Regions from separate parts of the Mus musculus genome. Here region 1 is linked to region 2. A link is a loop called in an ENCODE intact Hi-C map of the cell type or tissue named here. Cell type or tissue: left cerebral cortex. All regions are shown on one strand. Each heading gives the region's core, and the rest is flanking DNA. Links, peaks and the distances in the headings are about the cores only.

Evidence for each region. Peaks named below come from ENCODE experiments on the same cell type or tissue, not always from the same donor. Only the 100,000 strongest peaks of a DNase experiment are listed, where the experiment ranks them.
Region 1: a loop joins it to region 2, with 2.2 times the contacts of the local background. A loop is called at or near these places in 3 of 42 quality-filtered maps.

The regions. Positions count from the first base shown.
Region 1 is chr6:134,051,637-134,062,303 of GRCm38, reverse strand. All of the region lies in intron 1 of Etv6 (ets variant 6), which reads right to left. Among named protein-coding and RNA genes, the nearest start is that of Etv6, 21 kb to the right of the region's middle. In left cerebral cortex, for the core only: no CTCF peak of the experiment used is centred there; DNase peaks (open chromatin) are centred at 2,110, 2,592 and 5,491; H3K27ac peaks cover 783 bases.
Region 2 is chr6:134,142,647-134,153,313 of GRCm38, reverse strand. The region is part of intron 2 of Etv6 (ets variant 6); the gene reads right to left. Among named protein-coding and RNA genes, the nearest start is that of Gm46978, 37 kb to the right of the region's middle. In left cerebral cortex, for the core only: no CTCF peak of the experiment used is centred there; DNase peaks (open chromatin) are centred at 1,908, 3,533 and 5,563; H3K27ac peaks cover 2,385 bases.

The DNA.
Region 1 (10,667 bases), core at 1,868-9,867, 92 kb after region 2:
GTGACACTTGGGAGCTCTATATATGTTCAAGGGCCATAAAAGTATTTTCTTAAAAAAAAAAAAATGTCTCGAGGCTGGGGAAATGGTCCCATGAGTAAAGTGACCACTGCATAAGCAAGGGACCTGAGTTCAAAACCCCAGTATCGACAGAAAACCTGGACATAGTAGTACACACCTGTGACCCAGAACTAGGAAGGGAAGACGGGCAGCTCTTCCGGACTCGCTGGTTAGCCAGTCTAGCTGAAACAGCAAGTCTCGGTTTAGTGAGAGACCTTGTTTCAAAAAAAAAAAGATGGAGTGAAAGAGACTCCACATTTACCTCTGGCCTCCACATGGACACATAGCAAGTGTTCCTCGGAAACACACACACACACACACACACACACACACACACACACACACACACCCCTACCTATAAACCAAACAGTCACAATCTTCCCCTTCCCCTTACTGTTCACCCTGCTTGTGATAATAAACTTTTGCAGGTTAGAGAATGAGATCTGATCAGTTTGTTTCTGCTGCAAACACAACTCCTTACAAATACAAACACATAGAGGCTTAGCTGGTCCCGTGAGCTGATGAAGGGCCAGCTCTGCCTACCCAAAGCACAGCACATTAGGTATCTTCAAGAAACAATGACTGGGGGCTATAACCATCACTAGGTGATCAACAAGGCTCTATCTTCCCTTAGGGAAGAAAGGATTCGGTTGATTCAGAGACAGGCCTCATAAGCGCCAGGCATCTCTACTCCTCCAGGTCCCTTCCAACCCATCCACAGAACAAGCTTTCCTTGAAAAGAAGATCAGAAAACAGCTGTCTCTCAAACTCAAGACTGAACGATGGGAAAACACCAAAAACAAACCTACAAAATCCCCTAGGCTCTGACCACACTGCACAGTTGGGAAGGGTCACACGCGGGGCTGAGCAGAGAAAATTCTCAGGTTCTTTCTGCATAGACTCAGAGCAAGAGACACATTATGTTCTCTTCGGGTGGTAGACCCTTGAGGGAAGTTATCAGTTCTAGAATTTTCCACCTTGGAGACTGGGCACCCCTTACTGAAAACTTCACAGGAAAAGAAATAACGGTCGCATTTTAACTTTCAGAGGTAGAGCGTCCCCTCGTAGGTCACAGGCCGGCCATCTGCTCCCTGGCTCGGAGTCTCTGCTTTCCCTCTTCCTCCCCACATCCATCTGAACATCCTCTGGCAGTTTATAAGCTGTGTCCCATCGCCTGTGGAATTCATAAGCAAGAACTTCTCAAAACCCCAGGCAGGACAGGAAGGAAGCAAGCGATCTGGCCACGCGCACGGGCTGTTCTTTATTGTTAGCTGAATTCCGTGCATTGTTTGCTGGGGCAGTCTGTCTGTCTGTCCCTAAGGTACAGGACGACTGAGGTGTCCAATAGGCATCACTCTGTACTTTAGAGAAAGGCACTGCGTGAGCAGACACTGCTCTAGGGAAAACTGTCTGTCACAGACCAGCACTAGCAGAAGTATAGCTGCTTAGAGCTAACTCCACAAGTCATCTAAGTCCTGACCCTTAAGCCCTGGTGCCTGTTCCTTAAACTCCCTTAGATCATCCTCTCCAAACTAGGACTGAGCCTGGATGGAACTCAGTAAAGAAACCATCTATTCTAACATGAGTCATTGGCATTATCAGCCAAGATCAAACACGGGCCCATTATCTCCCCGTTCCCCAGGAAAACATAGTAAGAGGTACCAATGAGGCACGCTCCCTTACGAGCAAAGTGACCAGCGTTTATGGACTTACAGCTATACTATTTGGAGGGATGGGGTTCCTGAAGGGAAGCATCTACCAGCCAACATCGTTTCTTTAATCACGACTTCAAGGATATTTCACATATGAACTCTGAATGACCTTCTGAAGTCCAAGGGTCCTCTCACCTTAATCTACATAAGACATATATGAGTCTTCTCCTTTCCATGCCCCCGTCCCGTTTTTGTTTCCTTTTTGTTGCTGTGACAAAATACCCTGGCATAAAGCAACTTAGGAGAGAAGGGGTTTATTTTAGCTCACAATCCCGGGATGCTGGGAAACCATGGCAACGGGGGCTTGGGATCGTCCTTGCATCACAACCACATTCGAGGATGGAGAGGCAACGAATGCACATGTGCTTAGTGCTCAGCTAGCTTTCTCTCTGCCCTTACACAGTCCAGGGCCTAAAACCCAGGAACAGTACCGGTCATTTTCACGGTGGATCTTCCAACACCAATTAAGATGATCAAGACAGAGACATTCTCAACCTGATCGATCACTAGGTGATCGATCACTGAAAGTCTCTTTCCAGGTGACTCTTCACTCAATCAAGTTGAAAACTGACACCACCACCACCCCACACACCTCCCCTCTCATCTAGTCTCCGCTCAGCCACTGGAGTGTATTTCCCCCAAAGTGGTTGCCTGTGGAAACCCAAACCTTTCTTCAATTCCAGCCTGCAGTCAATTCTCCCTTGCACCGGCCCTCTCTCTGCAGCCTTCTCGTTTTCTTCCTCGTGGGCATCCCCAGACTGGTTCCGAGCAGAGTCGACTCATCTCACATCCTGCCACTAAATCCCCTCCTCCTCCTCCAGCACACCCACCTGCTCTGTGAGCTGCCCCTTCCGCAGTCTGGATCGGCACCCTCATTCACACACCCTCAGAACACCACAGTTTGGCACCACCGGGCCACAGATGGCTCTGCTGCAACTAAACGCCCAGCCCCACTGAACTGCTCGCCCTTTTCCTTTCTGTCCCTGAATGCTCAAGTTCAAGGTGAAGAACAAGTGGTGGATTTTCGGAGTCTGGAAGCTCACCCAGTGACAAGGCTGAGGGATGGCCTAGGGGCCTCCACATTATGTAGCCTTTCCACAAAAGTTAGGTGGCAATCACTGTCACTCCTGGCGTTCAGTGCAGAGTTTCCCACACAGTGATGCCTCTAGACTTTTCTAATGTGCTGGTCACCACCTTCCTTTCCACAACCCGAGGATACTGAGCTACCAATCAGAAGCTGCATGCTGTTGCACGGCTCTTTTATGGAAGACTTGGTACCTGGATAATACCAAGCACTTCACACCAGTGACCCCACTATTAAAATGAGGTGGGGAGCAGAGGTGTCAATAAGATAGCTCTCTGCCTCAGAGAGCACAGCGTATAGGCGCCCCTGCTAATAATGTCTTCAACTCCTTTAGCTCTGCATACTGGTGAACAGCCCTGTATATTATTCGCAGGCTTTGTTTCACCCCATTAACAGAGGACAATTGTATTAGCCATATGAGTCTGAGTTCCCATGCTATTTAACTGCTCTGCTGTCGTGCTAACGAAGCTGAAGGGGGGTTGGCAAGAGTGTAGATCACCTTCATGTACAGATATTTGTGGTTTTATTTTTCCTTCTGCCAGCTTGCCTCTCCGTTTCAATTGCTTACCATCTGCCTCTGAACAATCTAAGTGCGAGCAGATAGATTTTATTTGGAGGATGAAATGGTTTGGGCTCGTCTGGAAAAGCATTTTCATATACTGGCGTTCAGGGCATTTCCTGCTTAATAGGACTGAGGGGTGATTCGGTTTGGTGGGAAGTGGGTTTACTCCCTTAGTCAGAATATGCTGTTAAAAGGCCTCGTGATCACATTTATCAGTGGGACAAATAGCATAGTCATGAGGTCAGAACTCATATGTCAGCCTAAAATGAGCCTTGAATGGCCCACAGCCTGGCAGGTGCCAGGGCAGAAAAGTGAGTGTTATTGTATAAACATTGTATTTCCCCCTTCACCATCTTTTAAGTTTAAAAGAAGAAAACACTGAGCCACTTCACATGGAACTTGCTGATTTGTGGTTTACATGAACTGTAACCAGTAACTGAAACACAGGGACACTCAATCAGGTCACCAAGAAGAGTCAGAGGATTTGTAGACCTATAATCTCCATAGCTGGGAAGCTGAAGCAGGAATGTTTGAAGCCAGCCAGCTTGGGCTACAAAGTTAGATCCTGCCTCCAAAAAGAGACAGGGCCAGGGGGAGGATGAAGAGGAAGAGAAGAGGGAAGAAGAAGAAGAAAAGGAAGAGGAAGAAAGAAAAAGAAAGGTAATATGGTTTGAACTGATCTATAATTCTGAAATCAAAATCCCAACTAAAGACTACTGTGTCTCAGATCGTTGAGCTGGTCGTATCAGAAAATGTGGGTTCGGACAGAGTAATTGTGTCATGGGACCCTGCACACATAATTAACTCAGCTGTTTGGGCATTGGTTTGAAATTCCTCAAAACTCAGCTGCCAGTGCCTAAATCCTGTTATTGTAATAATCATCTTGTAAATTATAAATACTCAGAACTGATTAGGCAGATGTCAGGAAACTACTTGTAGACAAGTCTTCACCCCTGGGGCAGGAAACCCAAAGCACACTACAGCAAGCTTAGGACTGATCCAAGAGGGGACTGGGCTGCCACCCTGGTCCCCTCCTAGATAATGCCCTTCAGAAACATTTAAACTGGAACTCCAACTTCTTTTCAAACAGGGTCTCACTCTGCAGCCTGGCTGTTCTGGGACTACCCACTAGACCTGCCCTCTAGCTTGCAAACAGCCACCTGCTCCCACCTCCTGCATGACAGAACTACAGGCAGACATCTCCGTGCCTGACTTAGAACCCTGGCTTCCTACCCCAACAGATCAAGCAGCTCTGGACTCCCAAGTCTAGGCTGATGAGTCCTCTGTTCCAGAGTTGCTGCAGAAAGCTAGTTGTAATTGCCCTACTAAATCAGCAGCTTGCTCCTCCCCATCTCCTCTTAAGATGCTAACTGGGGAAAGACCTATCCCTCTCCTATGAAAGAGAAAGCTACAGTACAATTACAGATTTAGTTAGTTCCACCACTGCTTAGGAGCCAGGCAGATAAGGAAAAACAGCAAAATCTCTCGCCCACCCAACTATCTATTAATATATCTACTACGTATCTATTAAAGTTTATACCTATTAATATATTATATATACTATATAGGTAGTACCAGGTTTGGTGGTGTATGGCTTTAATTCCAATACTCAAGAGGCAGGGAGACAGAAGGATCTCTGTAAGCTTGAGGCCAGCCTGGTCTACAACTTATCTTACGTTCTAAGACAGGAAAAACTACATAGAGAGAATCTGTCTCCAAAACAGACAGACACACAGACACACAGAAACACCCCCCCACACACACACAGCTATGCATGGTTTTAATAAAACAATAGTGGTTCTTCATTGCAAATGAACAGACGCAAAAAGGAGTGTTTTTAAAACCCTACATGGCAAAATTCTATGTGTAAATCTTACAGAATTGCCACCTGTTATGTAGGATCGTTCACCTAGTCATTTTAGTGTCTCTCAATGGTTATTTCTCATTCACCGAAGGGAACTATACTGTATCTTCCTTGGTTTTAGAACATCCTAAAAGCCATATCCCTAACTCTTCTCTCCCACTCTGTTTCCATTCCTACAATGAGAGCCTGCTGAAGCAGGAGAGGAGTGAGCGACTTTCCTCCATCTGTCTCCATCCACGCTGAGAGCGAGGTACACTACATCGACGAATACTGACGGACCGGTCAGTAACTGGCTACTTCGGGGAAAGTGTGACCAGGGAAGGTGATGTCCAGAAGTGTCACTTTACTACTTAAATCCAGCCAGCACACATTATAAACTCTGTTATAACGTGAGGAGACTGTAGACCCTGTTAGACTAAATGCCACACAGTAACCCATCCGAAACATTAGATCTTGAAGAGCCAGTAGTGTAGCTCAGTGGTTAACACCTACCCCATTCAAGGCTCTAAGTTTGATCCCAAGCACTGGAGGAAAAAAAAAATCATATAAAACAGGGATTCATGGCGCATGCCTGTAATCCTAAGGCATTCGGGAGGCAGAGGCAGGAAGACTGCAGCTGGTCTACATATCAAGTCCCGGACTAGTCAGGAACTCACAATGACACCTTGTCTTAAAACAAAAACAAAGCAACAACATCTGAATACCTACAAATGATGAATTGTGAGGATTTCAACAAATTGTTCCTAAAGCCATTATTTGGAAGACAGGGACCATAGTTAAAACAGTGTTTCTCACCAAAACCAAGAGTCACATGACAAAATCAGATGTAAAGGAAAAAGTAACTTGTATGCTGTCACACTAAACTAAAAAAAAAAAAAAAAAAATCACACGAACCTTTTCTCAAGTACGATGAATTTATTATGGTACTAAAAGCTGTCCATCCGTCCGCCCCCCCCCCCACACACACACACACACAAACCTATATTCTTTATTTTGGAAAGGCATGCTTAAAATACTCACAATTATGTCCACTTATCAAAGTCAGGTGATCAAAGTTAACTTAATCTCTAATGAGGAAGAGAATTGGTGTATTCCCATAGCAAAAGGAGATCATCAGGAAAGAGAAAAATAATGAACGCAGAAGGCAGGATGACGTCATTTGGGTGGGATGACGTCATGGAGGAAAGGAGTGTGGCAGGACCGTGAATGGACACACGGCCTCGGGGTGCTGCAGACTCCCCTTTTGGAGAAACCCACTTGGGCACTTCCTGCTTTGAAGGTTTACTAGCCGCACTGGAGGAACAGGTGATCCAAAGAAGGAGAAACAAAACTATATTGCATTAACAAAGAAAAGAAAGGCTCCAGCAGGCATGGGACATGAGAGGTGGCTCCTGAGAGATGAGGGGAGATGAGGGGCTGAAGTGGGAGGAGGAAAAGAACGAGGAGAATTGGGGGGCTGAGTGGGAAAAGCTAAGAAAGCTAAGAATAGAGACAGGAGGAAGTGCTGCGCCACAAGAGATAGACACAAGGGAAGGCCGTGGAGGCCTGGGAATCACTGGTAACTACCCCACTGCACCAGAGGCTCCACAGCCTGGTCCTTATTCAAAACAGCAAAGTCCATCCGTGCCCCTCACTTCTCCCTCAGCTCCTTTTAGACCAGACTTCCTAGGTACTTTACCAAGACAAATCTAAGGCTGACAACTGCAGGCCGTATAGCAAGAGGATTCCCCCCACCCCGGGATCTGTGAACCATGTATTAATGTTCCAGACATGCATTAAGTTGTGGTATAGGAACTAAAGCAAAGTCCAGGCAAAAGGGGGGAGGGGCATGATTGAAAACATCTTAAAAGGTGAGTGTGAGAGTGTGTGTGTGTGTGTGTGTGTGTGTGTGTGTGTGTGTGTGTATTTACCAGAAGTAGCACACCTGGTTGGGCAATTGTGCAATGATATCTAGTATAGAGGTGTGAATTCATGTGTGTGAGTAGGGTATGTTTGTATGTATGTATATATGTGTGTGGGTTTGTGGTGCATTTGTGTGTAGGATGTGTTTGTGATGTGTGTGTATGGTGTGTTTGCGGAGTGTGTATATGGTGTGTTTGTGGTGCATTTGTGTGTATGGTGTGTGTGTGTGTGTGTGTGTGTGTGATGTGTGTGTAGCATACCTGGTTATGCAATTGTGTAGTTATACCATAAGGGGTGGGTTCCTTCCTGATCTTAGATTCTGCCCTGAACCATGAGGCTTAAGTATCCTGCAACTTGCTGCAACGGAAAGACAAACTATCTTCTCAACACCAGCCAGAGAGCATAAAAAGAGGCAATCCGGAAAGACCCTTGGCACAGGCGCTGTCTTTGGTAACTGGTGCCATGCAGAAGACTTCTAGTCCTGGGGCTGAAGGAAGAAGAGAGAAGAAAGGCAATCAAGAGGCCTTTCACCACATCCTAAGTACAGAGTTAGCTCATGCTGGGGTCAGGAGACAGAAGAGTGGTCCTCCTGGAGCGGCACTGGACACTTGATATTCTCTTTGTATTCAGCAGCTAATTACAAACAGGGTCCACCCAAGCCAAAGAAAGAAAAAGAAAGGGGTTCTACCAAACAAATCAAATGTTACCTATCTTCTCATATGCAGAATATATATATATATATATATATATATATACATAACCATAAAACTTGATAACTAAAAAAAAAAAATTTTAAAGGCCCAGAACTCTCCTACATGGCAGATCAATTTTAAAGCAACGTTAAGAGAATCTGTATCAATTCCAGATATGGAGGTACAAAAGTTTGTTGCTAGAACTAATACTAGGTCCCATGTGCTGCGCCCTGGGTCTCACTGTTGCCTGACCACTGTGTCAGATGAGGGGAAAAGCAGCCTTCACTTCAGTGGAGTAAAGGCACTGAGCCAGGCTTCCAGTAACGCCTGCGACAAGAACCCTGACAGCACCACTCTGTCAAAGCATGAGGGATACCAAGACACTGCCTACCTGCCCTCAGGAGCCACTCTCTCTACCTTGGCAGCTTTCAAAGTGTGCACTTTCACACCTGCACCTGGGTCTAGAATTCTCTTCTCTCAGAGTGGCCAGACGGCACATTCTGCCAGCTGACTGGATGCACGAACCTCATCTGAATCCGTGTGAGAGAGACAAGGCAATCCAGACTCCCTGAGCAGACGACAGATGAAGAAAAGCAGTATGGGGACCTACTCACCTGCAGCCAAGGTGAGGTGAAGGGCAGCGGGGCCAGCAGGCGGCTGCAGTGTGAGTCTGGGAGAAAGTCCCTGGCAGGTGATCAGGAAAAACTGGCACGGTTTGAGCAGGAACTATACAAGGATCTGTGATGGGGTCTGGTTGGGTTCAAGAAGTTGGAACTTCTCCCACAGCTTAATGGTCTATTTCCCAGCTATCAGTCAATCAATGGCAACCAGGAATAAAAATAAAAAAAAAAAAGAGATGAGTTTTTCTGGGCTCGTGTGGAAGGTTCAGGGTCTCTTGGAACTGCTTCCACTTGGTCAAGTTCACTTGTATGAAATCCTACCGAGACAAGTAGCCCGCAGACATCAGAGAATCTGCTGTATGAGCAAACACCGTAGTGTTGCCCTTCGCAGACAGAAATGTTGAGGCTGCCTGTCACACCAAGGATAAGACAAGGACATTGTCCCAGTGTTGTGGAACCTGAGTCATTCTCACGGGTCTGTCCCGAGGCACTGCCATGAAACCAAGGGGGTGCCGAAGAACCACTCCTCTTGGCACCAATGCCAGCACTGAAGGAAACATGGGCTTTAGAGAAAGCTACGAAGAGCCCACCCTGGGGCAAGGACAGTGCCATACTCTTCTTCAAAAGGCAATCTCGAACTTCACAGAAACTTCACAGGTAATCGGTGCTGACCAACCAGTGAGGGAACAAGCTGGAGGAACAAGGTCGCAAGTTCGCCTGGGAGAGCCTCTCAGCCAGCCATAGATAGACTGCAGAGGATTATGAAAAAGAGCCCCTAGCTCTTTGTCCCAGACACAGTCCACCCATGCCACAGCAGAGAATCATGGGAGTACCAGCCAACTCATCTAGGGCATCCAGGCTACATCTGGTACAGGCAGCCTATGGAATCTTGAACTTTTTCTCAGGCTATGTTCCTCTCTAGAAGGTGGGCTCCAAGAGAGAGAAAGTATGAGTGGACAGAATTGTTTGTTGTGTATCCTGGGCCTGGACTGTGTTATGCTTGTCCTGTGGTCTTCCACAGGGCTTCAACAGGACGATTTCTATCTTCTATCGGCAAGGAGAATTTCCTCAGGACTTCAACAGTACAAAGACTTCATGTTTCACATCACGAAGTCAGTCCAGCATCCACTTAAGAGAAACTGAGTAAATACGAGCTGGTTTCAGAAATCTAATGCAAAACCATGGACATATGGCTGAGTTGCCAGAGTGCCTGCCTAGCACGCATAAAGCCCTGGGTTCAACCCCCAGCCTTCACAAACTGTGTAAGGTGGTTCCCACCTACAGACCTTGGCATGTAGAAACAAGAGAATCGTAAGTTCAAGGTCATCTCTAGTTTATGGTTAGTTTGAGGCCAGCCTGGGTTACGCGAGAGCCTACTTCCCCCGCATTTTCCCTAATGCTTTGGATTCAAGGTGCCTACCTCCCTTCTAGGCACCGTGTTAGAAACAGAAAATGTAAGAATGAGTCCATTAGATTCCTGCCCTGTCTGGGCTTTCAGACCATGGAGAAGAATAAGCCAGTCATCTATAACCGGATCATTGCCAATCACAAAAGGCAAGTTCAATGAGTTGTGGGAATGCCGTGTCTGGCAACCACAGAGAAAGCTTTGAAAAAATAGGCTTCGGATAACAAGAAGGCTGCCAGGAGAGAGAGGATCAGGGGACGATTCCAGGCATGAAAAGTTCAGCATATGGTCTGGGGCGAGTGCAGTACTGCCTGAGTGGGCCGTATTGTTGAAAGGGGAAGTGGAACACAGTATTAGAAAAGTAGAATGTCAAGTGCCTGGCTTGACAAAAGCAATGAGCTGCAAGGAGTCAGTGCAGAGCCAGAAACGGATCCCAGCACTGGTGAGATGGCTGCAGAAAAATCAGAGTATGGGGCCAGCTTTAGCTATGTAGTGAGTTTGAGGTCAAATGGGGGTGGAGTTGGGGTTAGAATAGGGCCACAAGAACTTCTCATTAAAAAAAAATAATAATAATAAGTTAGCCAGACGTCGGTGGCGCACGCCTTAATCCCAGCACTCGGAAGGCAGAGGCAGGCAGATTTCTCAGTTCAAGGCCAGCCTGATCTACAAAGTGAGTTCCAGGACAGCCAGGGCTGTCTGGGAAAAAAAAAAGTTACTCCTGGCTGGACTGAAGGGGGCCTGGGCTAGATAGTGTTATGCCAACTTGACA
Region 2 (10,667 bases), core at 1,332-9,331:
TTGATCCTACTGACCTAGGCCTAACGAATAATGGCTGTTCTTACACACTGCCCAAAAGATGCTGTTATCTTTTTCTCTCTTAATTTGTTTTTTTCTAAAGGCAAAGAAAGAAGGAAAGAAGGAAAGGAAGGGAGGGAAGGAAAAAGAAAAGAAATGTAGGGTGCTGGGGTGTAATTTAGTGGGAGAGTAAATTGCCCAGGATGCACAAGGCCCTGAGTTCTATCCTTAACCCAACCCTAACAAAAGAGGGGGAAAGGAGGGAGAAGAAAAGGAGACACAGAGACAGACAGACAGAGACACAGACACACACAGAAAAAGAGAGAGAGAGATAGAGAAAGAGATGCGTACTCAGGAGGTGACAACAGGAGGATTACATCACGCCCAAGGCCTAGTCTACAAGGTGGGTTCTGGATCAGTACCAGGGCTATGAAGCAAGACCCTGTCTTAAAAATAAAAACAGCAACAAAGGGAATCTTCATATCAGTGTACAAGACAAAACCAAAACTCCGCTACACTGGCTGACTGAAGTGCAAAAAACTACACGCTCAGCACAAGACCGTCATCTGCCCAGTGCAGAGAGAGCTCTATTTTCTTGAACAAAGCCGGCTTCAGACCAGCTCTGAGATAAGAATAGCAGTTACATGGACTGCCTACAAGATTTTAAGGGGCAGCTAAAGGAACCAGCTGAAGCCATCTTCAATCATTGTTTTCAATCATGTCAAAAGAAGGAAAGAGATCACTCCTAAGTCTGGGCAGCCTCGGGCTTTACCATCACCTACAAGGAGGCTCCAAGCACTCCTAGGATGGGCGAAGCTGGTAAGGAAAGGTGACAAGAGGCAGGAAGGATGCCCCAGGCCTCCCCGAGACTGCTCGAAGCCTGTTAAAGACAGAGATGGTGGTAGCTAGTGGTGGGGGTGGGAGAGGGAGCATGTGGGAGACTGTGAAGGAAGGTGTGGGGGGACAGATATAACCCAGCATATAGAAACCTGTCAGGATGGGATTTATTTCTGTTCTGTGAGGGGGTATAATAGGGCTTTGCCTGCACTCTCAATAGCTGTTTTGAAGTGAACCCGGCTGGTATATCTTTAATTTGTCATTTCATTATGAAACTGTTTCCCTTCCAAGAAGCCTTCACGTCAGGAAGCTCTGTCTGCCCACACAGGAAATTCCTTTGCTTCAACTTCCCCAAAAAGGAAATTTCCCTCAGAAGTGAGCCCAGCATATGCCTTTGAACAAGGCTGATTCAAGAAACTTTGGCAGCCGAATCCCAAAAACACCCCTGGCTTTCAGCTGCTGCCGGGACCCAGGGATAAACAGTTGGTCTCTGGGCCAGTGGGTGGGGACCCCACCAAAGCTCTCCATTCTCTGATGCCGCCCTTGTCCTCTACTGCAGCCTGTGGGACGTGGAGAGCTTAAATCTGCCAGGAAGGATTGAAGTATCTGCATCCAGATCCACAGAGACAACAGATAGACCACACACACACACACACACACACACACACACACACACAGACACAGACACACAGAGGCATCCCAAGACAGTGTCGGCACACACTTATCAGGATCGCACATAAGATTTCAGATTTTTGCCAGAGAGGACAGGATTTCAAATGAGTAGAGCACACATAAACAACATGGTAAGTAACAGACTCCCAAAGGTGTCTATCACTCAAGAACCTTTACCTCGGGTGATGGGATTTTCCACATAACTTTTCCCAGTGAAGATTCTCGGCGAAACATGGGAGGCGGGAGATGGGGGGGTGGGGACGGGACGTGGGGAGTATCTCCAACCACATCCCTGTAAGAATTAATCTCTCAGACATCGTGAGAACAGCTAAGTGGTGAGAATCCAGAGCAGCTGTGCTATAGAGAATTTTATGAAGCTTCTGAAGAGAGAAGCTGCCAAACTTGCATTTAAGTTTTTAATTTTCCATTTCAAATCACTTTATTTAAAAAAAAAAATCTGTGCAAAGGACGGATCTATCTAAAGCACAAAAAGAAGAGACGGTGTTGAACCTCAGACTGGGTGTCAGGCAGTGGCCAGTGAGAGACGGAGACAGATGAGGAGCTAAGGCGGCCCTGGATTTTCACCCTGCAATTAGAGGGCACTAGAACGGCAGCCTGCTCAGAGCTGATCTTATTACACTATTTATGTGCCAGGGCTCTGAAGAGATATTATTTACCAGGAAACAGAGCCGTATTTAAGAGACGGATGAGAATCATGAAGCTCACTGAAATCTCAATATATGAACCTTGAGGTTTGGGGTTGCGGTAGCCATTTGCTGTGAGGTGGTTTTTTAAATGTTTACTTTGGTGAGTTATCCTATTTTTCTGAAATTTATGAAGTCTTAACCGCAGTTGAGTCTCAGAGGGAATGTGACACTGTTTTTCATTCTTTTCATCTAGATAATAGGGCTTTGGTTTATACTGGGAAGGAAGGAAGACAGAGTCTGAGAGGCCACTGGACTGGCTACCAGCTCTGTGAGTGGCGCTGGCTGAGCTTGCCTTTTTAACCTCCTTAAACTGGACTTTTCATCTTAATGGTGAGGAGAAGGAAATTCAGTTCACAGGGCTGTCAAGAGGACTCAGCGACAAAATGTCTTACATGCGTGTAAGTTACCCCGGTAAGGTCAAGATCTTCCTGACCCCCTCACTGAAACGTGAATTCACGCGCCCCTTCTGTGTGTGAGGATCTGTACCTGCAAACTCACTGTTTCTGCCCAAGGACACAAAGGGCGTGGATCCTCAGCATGATGCTGGCCTTCAGATGCTCAGCTTGTCTGGTCAAGATCATCGCTGGCATCATCTAGAGATAGCACCCGAGCATGCTAAGCAGTAGGACTGGGTGCTCTTCTCAGCCTCGGGGCTCCAGGTTTAAAATACTTTGTCTTCATCAAGCAAGGGACCTGGATTTTGTCCTGCTTCACTCGTCTATCTCCTGAGCAAAATTACAGACGTTATTTCCAACTTGATCCTTGGCCTTCCACGTCAGCTACAGATCCCTCCGATACAAGGGAATTGAGAAATTTAATAAACTAATTTGCATGAAGAAAGGACGTGGGTTAGTCACCATCTCTATCCAAGGCACTACCTACCTACATTCCTGACTACTTTTAAAAAGTGGGGCTAGGGGCTCAGAAGAATTGCTTAGCAGCCAAAGCACCCACTGTTCTTATAGATACCCCAAAGCACCCTGTGTGTGCCAGTTTAGTTCCTAGCTCTAGAGGCATGTATGTAATACACATATATACATAATTACGAGTAACTTACTGACACACATAAAATAAATAAATCTAAAAAAAAAATGTTTTAACGGAGCTAGGTGGGAACATGCCTGATGCAAAAGGAATGCTTTTCAGAGGTGGAAAGGCAGGCGCAGAGAAGTTCATTACAGCAGATAATTCACACTCAAGGCGCTCATAGTCATTTCAACTGGGGGACCACATTCCCTGCTTTCGCAGAACACTGGCCCGGTTCAGAGGCAACTAGAAGCCCTCTCTGTCCTGGGTGCAGCAACAGGCACTTGGGAATCTGAATCTTCCATTCAGCAAACAAAGATGCCAATAGGCAGAGAGTGGCACAGCTGTAGGTACAATGTCAGCGCTACAATACTCCATTGTATCCGCCATGTTCTTTCCTCATAATGTGTGGGTGGTAGAAACCATCACAGGAGTTTTGTGATGTAGACATCTGGATTAATAGCTGCTATAATCCCAAAGACACATCTGTGTTCATATGTGTGCATGCATGCACACACACATGTATACACACAGACACACACACAGACACACACACATGCACGCACAAGTTTATCTGAAGAAAAATTTTCTCTGCCCATGAATCAAAAGAAAACTTTTTTCAGTTTCAAATATCCAGTTGGCAAAGGACAAATGTGTGCCATTTTTTGTTAGTCTCAAGTTTCAGTCAGCATATGATCAGAACATTCAAGTAGTTTGACTGTAATCTCCTTGTGTGCTGGAAGGAGGGGGTCTGTGTCAACATGCCTGGCTCATCTCCTGCTTGGGATTGAACTCAGGACTTCATGCACACTAAGCAAGTTCTCTACCAACTGATCTACTGATCATTACAGCAGATAATGTCCCCAGCTCCAAGCATAGTTTGAAAAGAACATTTATAACCCCACAGTCTCAGGCAAGGAAACCATCTCAGAGAATTTCTACTTTTGTGATCTTAAAAATACCTTCAAGTGAAACTCCAAATACTTGGGTAAACGACTATGTACACCACATCCAGGGCTTAAGGTCAGGGAGAGTCTCACATGGAATGTTTAAATGGGAGTTACAAATGGGAGCGAACATACGGTCAGGGATTCTGTGTGGTGGCTTCACTGCCAGCCTGAGAGAAGCATTTCCAAATGATGGAGAAAAGGCACTGTTTTCTCCACACTCTGTCCAGATCTAGTAAGAAAGTACCCCCCCCAAAGCTGGGGGGGGTGGGGGTGGTCAGGGGGCAGAATACAGAGTCATCTCATTGTCGTCGTCGTCCCCCCCCCCATATCAAGAGTGCCAGTTGGCACCAGGTCCCTGTACTTTTCTTCCTAGCGTATCTAAAGTTGGTGACTCATTAGCAACAACAAAAGGACAGAACAAAACCCTTTATAAGTTTTGTTCACAAATCACCGTGCTCTGGGCAATCCCTTTCTTCCAAATCTTATATCCCCTTTGGACAGCCCATGGCAACTCATGGATGATTCAAGCAACTGGTTGGGATTCTCTGTTTAGAAAGAGTTTCTTGGGTGTGAGTCTCTATGCCCAGGGGACAGCCTAAGTGTCACAGCTCCTCTGCTGCTGAGGCCGATGGAAATGTATTTTAAAGCTTCGCTTCAAAGCCTTCACTTTAGAAGCTGAAAGCCTTCAAGCCTCTGCCAGCTCGGCCTTTTTTCCCCATAATTAATTAATGCAGTATTAATTGTGCATGTGCTATGAGGCTGGCTGAAGCAGGATCCTGTGGGCCCTCTGTGCTGATCACTGGCCCTGCAGAGCCCCGGTGGGCAGCTGGGGGGGGTGGGGGGTGGGGGGGATTCACGCTGCAACTTTCGCAGACGACAACATAAGTAAACATGCCCTGAGTCATGAGGGGATTCCCACAGATCACACAGCCAGGATCAAGCAGTTACAGGAAGCTACACCTGTGTGCGATGCTCTGGGCAAAGGGCCAGCTCACAGGCAATTCTCAGGTCATAAAGGGGACTGTGAGAACGGAGGAGCGGGCCTAAGGCTAAGCTGCCGGGCCCTGGGACTAGCATTAGGAAGCACAGCAGAGCTGGTGGCAGAAGCCCTGCACGGCACCTGAGCGGGCATTCACTTCCACCTCATAAAAGCATTCCCTCGTGTCAAACACACAGGCACCCCAGAGAAAAGTCCAACAGAGCCAGACCCTAGATTTCCATACTTCCTTGTAGGGCATCCTCGCAAAGCAGTCACACAGCACAAGCGGAGGATAATCCCCTGCATCATCGAAACACTACCATCTGCACCAAAATTGGCGGCTGAGGACCGGCAATCAGACGAATGAGCACCATCCGTGTGTCTGTAGATAGTGCTTGGTAGTTGAGAAGCACACAGCTTCTCTGGAATCAGAATAGTATAATCTGTGAGAGTCTGGAAGGACTCGGGAACCGTGGGCTGGAGCTCCTTCATTTTACAGATAAACTGTTCCCCAGGAGAGCGAATTATCTGTGGCAGGGATGACCCACATCACAGCCACACGGGGCCAGAAGCTCAGAGACCTGACCGGGAGAGCGGCTGCCCTGGCAGTTGTACAAACGTGCCAGCATGATGGACACAAGGGAGAAACTGAGGCCCCAGCACACCAGACCACGTTCTGAAACACACCAGCCTAGCATGGGCTACGAGGAAGTGTGGTGGTGTCCTCTGTGAACTCAGTGTACCAACCAGAATCCAAGCACATCACCATCCTTATAGGTAGGTGCTCAGTATTAACCGTGAGCAGTGTGCTTCTTCAGAAAAGATGGGAAACTCGGTACAATGGGAACCTCCATTGGCTTCATTAAATTTTTGTTCCTAACATTCTACAATTTACACTTGAAAACATGCGACAGATAACAGTATACCCACAAGCCTGGATCTGAAATTTTATCGTGTTCTAAGTTCAAAGGACTGTTGAATTTGTATCTCTGATTTTATCCCTCTGGGTCTTCTCGTCAGTTGTTTATTTTTTAATTTCAATTTTGCTTGATTTCTTTTTTTCTTCCAAAAAAAAAGAGAAAACAACTGGAAGCTTTGATTTTTTTTTTCTCCTTACCAACAGCTAGAATGAAATAACTAATTAGTTCCTAACACTTTCGAGGTGGAGTATGAAGTGAGGAAAAGCCGAGTCTTGGAACAAGATGTGGAGTCAGGTCATGATTTCCTCTGACTTCTCTGTGTCCTCGGGGACACGATGTGCCACATCTGAGCCCCAAATGTGTTTGTGATTATTCAGACTTACGTTGCAGTGGTTCCTGGCACATAGCAAGTGCTCTCTATACAGTAATGGCTATCAGTACTTACTGCACACGACACTGCCATAGAGCCTCTGAACTAGTGTTAAGGACTTAGAAACAGGTGACCTTGCAATGGCTCCTGGGATGGAACATTGCTTCTAAATGCTGGCAGTTCACAGACCATACATACATACATACATACATGCATACATAAATGGTACTTAAGATCTAGTCTTGATGTTGATGCCACATGCCTCTAATCTCAGCACTTGGTAGGTACAGGGAGAAATTTAGGTACATCCTAAATCCAGTGTCATACACAGCTACATGCTGAATTGAAGGTCAGCTTGGGCAACAGGAAACTCTTAAACAAACAAACAAATAAAACAAAGTAGTATTTTATATGCTTTTTTAAAGTGCAAGTTCCATAAGCACTAAAAAAAAAACAAAAACAAAAACAAAAAGACAGGATTATTTCCTTTTCCCTTACAGACCGTCACCCTCCTCAATACAGCATGGGTTAGCATTCCAGCCTCAAAGGTTGGGAATTTACTTCTGGTAAGACCGAGAACTCCCTGCACGGGTTTTCCTTCCAGGAACCCTCTCTACACCTAGCGTACTTCCACAGCTCTTTACCCATTATCAGTATCTGCAGTCTGTAGCTCTATTACTGGAATCTCAGAGTGCCATCTAACAGCTATTAGCATCCACAGTCGGTAGGAAGCACTAAGGATGACCAATTTCAAAAGAATGGGACTTATTCTACCCATCCAAGCTGGAAGCGGGAACGTGAGTCTAGGTGGCTGATAGCACCTGGGAATCCACACTGGGCATGTGGTCAGAGTCAGGAACTGCGTAAGTCCCCCCAAATCTTTCATTACCCTTGCCTCAGATGAGATTAGTAAAAGAACCCCTAAAATACTCATACTCGGCACAAGCAGCTGAGAATCCAAATTTACCTAGGACAGCAGTGAAACCAGTTAGCACCTGGAGGTTCCCTCTGCGATTGAGTTGTGGAAGGATGCAGCTGTCGGGGCCATTCATTCCTGCCTGAATCTTCAAGAGTGAGTTACAGAAGAGGTGCAGCAAAAGGACAGAAGAAAGGGGGGAAATGTATGCTATGTAGGAATGGGAACTGTATCAGACTTGGGTAAAGGCATCTCACTAATGCTTTCTGAGAATGAAGAGGAAGGGGAGAGGTTAGGGAAGTGTACAACATGCTAACATCATCCAGGATCGCCATCATCCCTGCCCGGGGGGGTACAGTCGGCATATACATGAGCCTGCTTATATGTAGAAGGGTAAGGCTCTTCAATCTGCAAACCTTAGCCTGTCAAGAGAAGGCCACAGAACTTCTCAGGACTTAAAAAAAAAGGGAGATAACAGAAACAAGGTAGACATAAGGTCATTTTCTGTTGACCATGTCTCTTTCCCAAAACTGACTGATTTTCAATGTCTCATATGTTTCAATGGTTCTGTTTGTCACAAACCTATGCAGAGTCTAGAGTAAATCAGACACCTCTGGGTTCACGTATTATGACGGTTAATTGTTAATGTTGACTGTCTCAAGGCATGTCTAAAGGACCTGGAGTTAGGAGGGAGATGTGATAAAGTCATCCCGGTAGGGGTTGGAGGGGAGGAACTAGGGATGTATTTGACCAAAACACATTGTGTGCAGTTCTCAAGGAATAAATTAAAATGTATTTGAAAACAGACAGGAACAAATACCCGAGAGACTCCTGAGGCACACCTCTGAGTATATCTGGGGGACATTTCTAGACACAACTGCATCATTAGGGCTGGATTAATCCATCGATGGGTCCTTAATATGATGGCATTACTGGAAGATGGAGAGAAACAGGAAGCTCTGTCTAGAGGAAAGAGGCAGGCCATCGGGAACACGGCCTTGGGAACACATCTTGCCCTGACTTCCTCTGCTTCCTCCTTACCCCATGAGGAAATTCCTCCACCGCAGGCCTTTACTGCCTTAATGATCTGCTTCATCAGGGGCCCGGAAAAGGGGGCTAGTGACCACGGACTGAACTCTCGGAAACCATGAACCAAAACATAGTTCTCCCCTGGATCTGTTCACATCAGATAATCCCAGCAGCACAGAAACCTAAGCCATGTGTGTATCTATGCACGTGGGGACCAGCAACTGCCAGCAGCCTCCGTCTAGTTCAGAAGGCAAAAAAAAAAAAAAAAAAAAAAAAAAAAAGTGAGAGCCCTTGACATGCAAGAGGTGGCTGTGTTTGCCCTCTGGATCCCACCGAGAGTCAGAGCAAACACCAGAGCTCTTGCTGGAGGAACTGCCTTAAATGTGCACACAGCTCACTGCAAGAAATGTGCAGCGAAAGAAAAGGTCAATAAACCTCTGGTTATATGTTTAAAGAGAGAGAAGAGAGACATCTATAAATAGCTGCATTTATTGAAGTTGCTTCCTTATCAGGAAGCATGGAGCTAGGAATTAACGTCTGCCTGCATCGGAAATTCTTTCAGACAGCACACCCAAAAAGGAAATTTCCCTTCCGAAGCATCCTGGCTGGCTGTTCCATTGTAGACAGCCACCCCCCTCCACTTTGGAGTTATCTGAAGCAGCTAAACTGGACCCTTATATTATCCCATGTGCTGTAAGGAAAACTGAGAACAGTGAGCATTTGGTTATAAAACATGAAGGTCCCCAAAGGAAGGTTTAAGGGGCAATAAAGGACTAAAAAACGTCAGCAGCTTGACCAACTTTGCCAGAAGTCAGTACTGCTTTAAGACACTGGCTGGGAATTAGCCTCAACTCTGGTGGTGATGTCACCACATGTCACAAGCAGCTGTAAGGAGAGGTCACCTCTGGAACACTACTGATGGCCAAGGGCCTAGGAAGATTTGACAGACCTGAGAAGATGAGAGGGGAGGGCCAGGGAAAGTTCCAGACTGAGGGAGCCTGTCAATCATGGGAAACTATCAGCAATGAAACCCTGCTTGCACCACAAGTCAAGAACACCAATCTCAATACTATGTGGACTGTGGACGAGTTAGCTCCAGGTCCTTTCCCTAAGGAGACAAATGTAGTATGAGAGTGGGGAAGCCTCCTGCTAAGCACAGAAGACCACAGCAGACCTGCACTGAGTTACCCTCCTCCCCACTATTGGCATCATGCCAGCGTTATGCATGTGAACTCTGTCGTTTACAGGAATCTCTCACCTCTCAAGAGTCAGCAGACATTTCTAGAAAGTTAGTCTTAGAGAAGCTGAACCCTCTACTTGGAAGACACTGTCCTGAGACTAAAGCCCATTCAGTCTTCAGAGCTGGTCCTCAAAGGCCTCTAAAGCCAGTCTTGCCATGGGTTGCAGAAATAAACTGAATTTCAATCTCAGGTCACACAGACACACACACACACACACAAATAAAGCAAAGGGACAGCAGAGCAGTGGGGGAAAACCAGAAAGAGACAGTCCTTACCCTTGGCTCTAACACTACCCGAGACTCCCCCTCAGCCTTCTGAAAGGGACATGCTAGCGTGATGGAGGCTCGTGCCTATCCATGTCCAAGGGGCGTCTTTAGAACCATGTCTGCCATTGAACCCTTTATTTCCCATAGTCTATCCACATTCTTTGGACTAATCTTCCAGTCCCAGAGACATTGCCTATATGCCTCCTCCTAAAGAGGCTAAAAGCTAGCTTGTGGGGCAGAAATCCTGTTAGACCCTTTCCCTCCTGTGTGAGCCTGGACAAGCCCATTGACCTGAGGCTGGATCTTGAACACCTGCTTCAAGAACTGTCACGTGATTAGATAACGTGTACGGATGTGTCTTGTTTCTCACGACACGATAAAATATTAACTAGATTATATTTAGCTCTCATGGTTGTCTCTGCTTTTGAGGACAAGCATGACTTCAAAGTATAGAGAATTATGGTTCCGGCCAATTAAAACAGAGGCGCCCGCCACATCTGTCTGTGTGTGCAGATTCTGATGGAGTTCAGCTTGCCTTGCAACTGGATGAACCCCAGTCACTCTGCTGAGGAGACACAGCAGCAGAGTGGGGTGAGCAGCGAGGCTCTCACAGGAACTAAATTATTAAACACACACACGCAGGAGTAGTAACGTAAGAATTCTGAAAGATTCACAAGGAAAGAAAGGAGAGCCAGGGGACCATTTCTGGTGTCCCGACTCTGGAAAACTCAGGGCAGTTATTATGGCTATTTATTAA